Linked DNA regions of Homo sapiens: region 2 is linked to region 1. Evidence: chromatin contacts called from ENCODE Hi-C or POLR2A ChIA-PET data. All regions are on one chromosome and are shown on one strand. The core of a region is the stretch at or near the end of the contact, and the rest is flanking DNA. Distances in the headings are between cores, read along the strand shown. Region 1 has its middle 110 kb from the start of RAD23B. Region 2 has its middle 110 kb from the start of ZNF462.

The links. Hi-C counts contacts between places; a loop is a spot of excess contacts on that map. ChIA-PET counts read pairs that join two places held with the same protein, here RNA polymerase II (POLR2A). Pooled maps may share reads with other maps.
Region 2: a loop to region 1 is called in a pooled map, with 6 times the contacts of the local background. The contact joins two enhancer-like sites. A Hi-C loop is called at or near these places in 4 of 37 single-sample maps with no recorded cell type and 3 of 50 pooled maps. POLR2A ChIA-PET finds 5 or more read pairs at or near these places in 1 of 52 experiments (MCF 10A).

The regions. Positions count from the first base shown.
Region 1 is chr9:107,173,415-107,176,586 of GRCh38, reverse strand. No RefSeq gene overlaps it. Among named protein-coding and RNA genes, the nearest start is that of RAD23B, 110 kb to the left of the region's middle. Within about 2 kb of position 1,351, at least 7 of the 41 ENCODE cell types and tissues checked have a DNase peak (open chromatin) inside an H3K27ac peak, as active enhancers do.
Region 2 is chr9:106,754,186-106,757,283 of GRCh38, reverse strand. No RefSeq gene overlaps it. Among named protein-coding and RNA genes, the nearest start is that of ZNF462, 110 kb to the left of the region's middle. Within about 2 kb of position 1,448, at least 6 of the 41 ENCODE cell types and tissues checked have a DNase peak (open chromatin) inside an H3K27ac peak, as active enhancers do.

The DNA.
Region 1 (3,172 bases), core at 102-2,601:
TTCCCCACCATCGCCATAGTCATAGCAACAGCTTTGATTAATGCGGTGTCCCATTAGAGGGATAATGTCAGCCCTAATCAGAAACGCCTCAAGTATCTCTCTTTGCATTTTGGTAAATGGCGTAATCACATTACGGCTGGATGTGTCTGGGAGCTGATTGCTGTCGCACAAGTCTGCCTGATTTTCCAGGTTAAGGGGTGTCAGGGGGCCCGAGATGCAGCTAATTACTGTGCATTGTTAGGAGAGAGGACCAAGGCCACGGAGGCCGCCAGGAATGTTCCTGCCCTATCCTTCCTTCTAAGTCCATAGGAGCGCCCTGGGCTGATGGTCTGTTTGCAAGGATGCCTGCCTGAAGGAGATGGCTGAGAGTCAGAGAGGGGTGCTATATGCTGCTGTTAAGCATAAGGGAAGCAGAGGCATGGTTGAAAAGAACAGGCAGGTAGCTGAGCTGGGCTTGGCTGTTCCTGTCCCTTGTCCATCAAGCTCATGATGGACAGTCAGCCTCCGGTCATGCCACTGGGCTGGAAAACTGGCAGAAGGGGCCCCACTTGGGCCTGGAGATAGGAAACGGCAGGGGTGACATGCACTGCAAAGGCATGTAATGAGTGTGGACTTGACTTGTCATAATAGCATTTGGCTGTTGGCAGGTTCTGCTTTGTCTGTTGAAGCTTCCTACTTGAGGGTAGATTCTTACTGCACCCTGGGGAGACAGACTTCTCCTTCTCTCCCCTTTTACTAGCAGGGAAACCAAGGAAAGGAGAGGTGACATGTCTCATCCCTGTATTGATGCTAGGTTCCACTTCCCAAGAGACCCTTCCCACACGAAAAGCTTCCTCTCTTTGCCTTCCAGCCTAGCTGCTTTTGTTTCTGTAAATCCATAGGTGACAGTAACAATAAATCGTCACCACCTATACTGAAAGATTAAGAGGAGGACCTGAGGAAATATGCATTGAGCCCCCAGAGGCTATTTTTAGATGCTTCTGGGAGGTTTTAAAAAAGGACTCACACAGTTAACTATTTATGACTTTTTGAATGCAGGACAGAAATAGAAGGACAGCACTTAGCTTCTTCTCCAAAGCTGGGGAGTAAATTCCTCTCAGAGACCTGAAACCACTTTGGGGCCCTTAAATTTACTGTCTCTTGGATGGCATTTAATATCTAGCATAACTAATATCTAGTTTTTATTTCTGGCTACAGCAATAGTTGTTCTTTTCGGTGTTGAAAATTATCTCAAGAGTAGCTGAGGAAATTGAGTCACAGAGTGAGAATTATCTCAGAGTCACACGGCTGGTCTGTGGCCAAGCCCTGGTGGAAGCAAATCTCTTGCTATTTGGGCCAAAGTTCACTGCAGAGGGTTGAACTGAATGTCCCAGGGCAGGTTTGGGTGTGGAAAGTTCTTCAGGGGATACTCAATCCAACAAACGGACAAGACGCTATGGTATCATGAATCAACCAAGCTCCATCTGCCACCTTTCCTAGGAGGCTCCAGGCCAGCTTTCCACTTGGAAGAGTCAATATTCTCCCCAAGAAGATGTTGCATTAGACATGTGAGAGGACACAGGCTCACTGCCTACCCTGAAACCTCACACGCTTGTGTTGTATTATGAGCAGGACAGAATGCATTTCCAGGCCGGGTTGTACCTCAGGTCGGGGGGAAATTAGTAGGGTTTCCTCAACTGCTCTCCGAAGCTTTATGTCCTTCCCAGTAGCCAACAACTTGATCATCCCTTCCTTTAAACTTGGCCAATCAGGGACTTGGAAATCAAGGATGTAGAGCCTTAGCCCCAACAGCCAATAGCTTTAAGCTAAACAAACCCACAAGAGACTGGTATTTGCCTGAACAGAAAACCACAGAGGAATGAATTAACACCACGGTCAGAGTTTCCATCTGGGCCCTGCTGGTGCCCTCACCACAGAGGCTGCCTGTGCCGGCAGCCCCACTCCCTGCTGGCTCAGCCTAGCGCAAGTCCCTGGGCCAATCCCGACAGAAGCAGGGTGTACATGAACACTGTCTTCCTCAGCCAGGCTGTGGGGCTTCCCAAGCAGGGACTCAGCGGTCCAGCCTCTGCTACTGCCTCCTTCTGCCCCTCTGTCTATTTCTGGTGACTACCACACCCAGCACGTGGCATGCCAGGGGCCAGCCCCCCATAGCCAAGCAGCCTAATGGGCTGTATGGGTCTTCTTGATGCCAACTCCCACTGGACTCTCCAGTCTGGCAGTGCAGCCATTGTATACTTGGCTGGTCTGCACCAGCACCTTACACAGCAGCTAGCAAAACATAGCAATATTTAGTCCATATTGGGCCCATGAAAATGAAAAGGTGATATCCTATTCCTGTAGAGAGGAGTGATCACTTCCTTGATTTTGCTGATGCACATCCATCTCTGTTTCAAATTGAAAGTGCAAGTTCATTGCAAACCATCTCTGGCAGAATTGTCACTTCTGAACAATCAACCACATTTGGAATTTGGCTCCATCAGACACTGCTCCCTGTCTAGTACCAGGGACTATGGTTGATTCTGTTTCTGTTGACAGCTGTCTTCTCCAGTCCTAGCTCAACTCTTATCCCTAGTCCCACATACAGTGTTTTCATTACCACCTTGCACAGCACAGTCATGCATAGTTTTACCACAGGGACACGTTCTGAGAAATGTGTCATTATGTGATTTCATTGTTGTGCAAACTTCCTAGAGTGTACTTACACAAACCTAGACGATACAGCCTACTATACACCTAGGCTACATGGTTTAGCCTAGTGCTCCTAGGCTGCAAACCTGTATAGCATGTTACTGTACTGAACACTGTAGGTAACTGTAACACAATGGTAAGTATGTATGCATCTAACTTATCTAAGCATAGAAAAGGTATAGTAAAAATGTGGTATAAAAAATAAAAAATGGTATAGCTGTATAGGGAACTTACCACAAATAAAGTTTGCAGGACTGGAAGTTGCAACTCTGGGTGAGTCAGTGGTGAGTGAGTGTGAAAGCCTAGGATATTACCATACTTTTGTTGTTGTTGTTATTGAGACAGAGTCTCACTCTGTTGCCCAGGCTGCGGTGCAGTGGCACAATCTCGGCTCACTGCAATTTTTGCCCCCTCGGGTTCAAGCGATTCTTGTGCCTCAGCCTCCTGAGTAGCCGGGACTACAGGTGTACACCACCACTCCTGG
Region 2 (3,098 bases), core at 199-2,698, 420 kb after region 1:
TTCCTTCCATTCTCATTTCCTTCAATCCCAGGTTTCTGTATGAAAGAGTTAATAAGGTAGAGGATGATTCACCTGCATGGAAACTGATATGTACATTAAAAAAGGAGCTGCCATTTCCTTCCTGATCAAGTGTGATGTAGTTCCTTTGAAAGCCTCCTCTCTCACCTTGAGGAAGTTCTTACAGATCTCAGCATCCATAGATCTGTGTCCAGCACACAGTAACACTCAGAGAATAATGGATGAAGTGGATTAAAATAGAAATGAAATGAAAATTTAGAAAGAATGGAGGCGAGGGAAGGATTTTTTCCTATTTTTTCATGACCAAGTATTGAATATTATTATTTTAAGAATTAATATATTTTAAAAATCTTCACATTAAAAGATAAATGGGGCTGGGCATGGTGGCTCATGCCTGTAATCCCAGGACCTTGGGAGGCCGAGGAGGGCAGATCACTTGAGGCTAGGAGTTCGAGACCAGCCTGTCCAACATCGTGAAACCCCATCTCTACTAAAAATACAAAAAGTAGCTGGGCATCGTGGCAGGTGCCTGTAATCTCAGCTACTTGGGAGGGTAAGGCAGGAGAATTGCTTGAACTTGGGAGGTGGAGGTTGTAGTGAGCCGAGATCTCGCCACTACACTTCAGCCTGGGTGATAGAGCAAGACTTTGTCTCAAAAAAAAGAAAATTAATAAATAAAGACAAATGGTTAGTCCATAAATGGAAGGTAACAGATTAAAAGTGGTCAATGCCCGTGGACGAACATATTTACTCTGGCACACGAATTGGTGTTGAGAGAAATTTATGTTCTTCCTTCATTGTGAAATTAGTGGAGGGTATTTATCCACCTCAGCACAGATATTTGCCAGAAGTTGTCTCAAGACCTCAAGCACAACTTGTTTAGACATTTTCCAGTTGTAATTTTTTTCTAGGCTGTTAAAAATATTGACTTTGACAGCTTTAAAATGATGGCCTCAGAATTGGAATAATTTACATTCTGGAATTAAGATAATTCAAGCATTTCTGCTGGCAAGGAACAAGGGTAGGAACCAGTTATATAAATCCCAGATTTGTGGGAGACTGAACCATTAGCATAGATTCGTCGTCTGTGGATATTCAGAGCAGTCACCTTCCCATGTAAATGAATCTTTATGTCTCTTCCAGGCAGGCCCAGATTCTGAGCTATTTTCGTAACTTCTTTCGGATCAGGTGATCTGGAAGAGGGTGGGCGAAGGCGTCAGACTCAGGCCACACTCATGTTGCCGGCCTCTTGGTGTTCTGCAAGAGACACAGAAAGCCTGAGGAAAAATTCTAGCCACTGTCTGGCTGTTGTGTGTTTACCTTAGACGTTCTCTCCTTTAACTCCTGAGTCTCAGTCCCAGAGAGTCAACATAGAAGGCATTCAGAACAGCTCAGTGGTCCTGGACCTGACCCAGCTCTCTCTGCCAGATTCCAAACACACCTGCTAAACAGATTCTTTTCTCCCAGCGCTCTGCTGACATTTCAGCTGGAACCAAAGTCACTCTCTTAGTCCACAGCATTCCTCTGACTGCTAACGGGACCATTTGTCCTCTCCATTCCTTAGGAGTTTCTCTTTGACTCTGACTGGAAACACCTAAGTCAAAAGAAAACTTGGTCCAAACCCCGAGGCTATGGCTGGGAAATAATGGAGTGGTAATCATATTCAATAGGAAACAATGAAAGCAACAGCTTCCCTCAAATGGATTCGTCCTCATCCTTGGTACTAGGTACACTTGTGCTTGTCACATTTTGTCATCCTCGAGTGGCTCTGAGGTGTCATCCAGATTTCACAAGTGAAAAAAAGATTAGAAAAACTAAAGAATTTCCCCAGAGGCACCTGACTGGTGACTAGGTCAGATGGACCCCAAGCCCATGGTTTGGATATTTCAGCTGTCACCTCTAGCAAAGATGTAGATGACTATCCCTGTGGAAATCAAGAGGTGGAAGAGACACTGGAGATGACAAGGGCTTCTCCCAAATACGTATCATGTGCATGAGTGTAAGTTCAAATCAGTCACGGCATCATGGTCATTTGGAATTCTGTGATTGGAAGATATATTAAAGCCCTTCTAAATCAAATCTTTAACGCTCAAAGCCTGACACCCTTAAGCATATGGCAGATTATTAACCGGGGATGATTTTGACCCTCTGGGAACATTTGGTGATGTCTGAAGGTATTTTCAGTTGTCACAACTTGGGCCGGACGCCTGTGGGTAGTAGAGACCAGGGATGCAGCTAAAACTCCTGCAGTGCTCAGGACAGCCACACCCCACCCCATTCCCTTCAGCACAAAACAGAATTATCTGAATCAGATCATGTCAGTAGTGTTGAAGTTGAGAAACCCTGAAAAATGGAAAGGCAAGATGAGAGAAACATGGACACTGGAGATCATCTGGATCAAGCCCCTCAATGTTATTAAAAAAAGAGACCCAAAATGGTGAAGTCACTAACCCTTGGTCACATGGCAAGATTTTGGTAGAGTTGGAGTTGAACTACACTGGACATGAGCATATGAATAGCTATATTAATAAATATCTATAATAATATGAACAATCACAATTGCAATGCATTAATAGAAAAATGTAAAAAGAAAAATATTGACAGTTATTATCACCAGGGATAGTCACATTTACTCTGCATATGTAGGTACAACAAGTATGACAGGAAGATACTGCCCATATATAATTCCTGTTTAAAAAAAACTTTTTTTTTTTGAGCAACAAGAGAGGAATGAACCAGCTTAAAATCTCACAGCTCATAAGAACCTGGAATTGAACTCTTTTCTCTTAAATCAAAGGCCTTTGGGATGACCAGCAGGGCCTTGGTTCTTTCCATGACTGAAAGGGCATTAAAAAGAGAAAGTTTATACCCATATACATGAAAACCGCAGGATATTCAAACATCTTTTGTAGTATCACAGTCATCTGCATTTGATATATCTTTTGAGTCTATTGCTATGAAGGATGTTGCATTTACTCCTGCAGGCTCTGCTATTGGGTATATAAATCGCTCTAAAATTTCTGGAGGATAATTAAGCACTATGTATGAGGAGCCACCCTTTGATACAGTGATTTTACTTG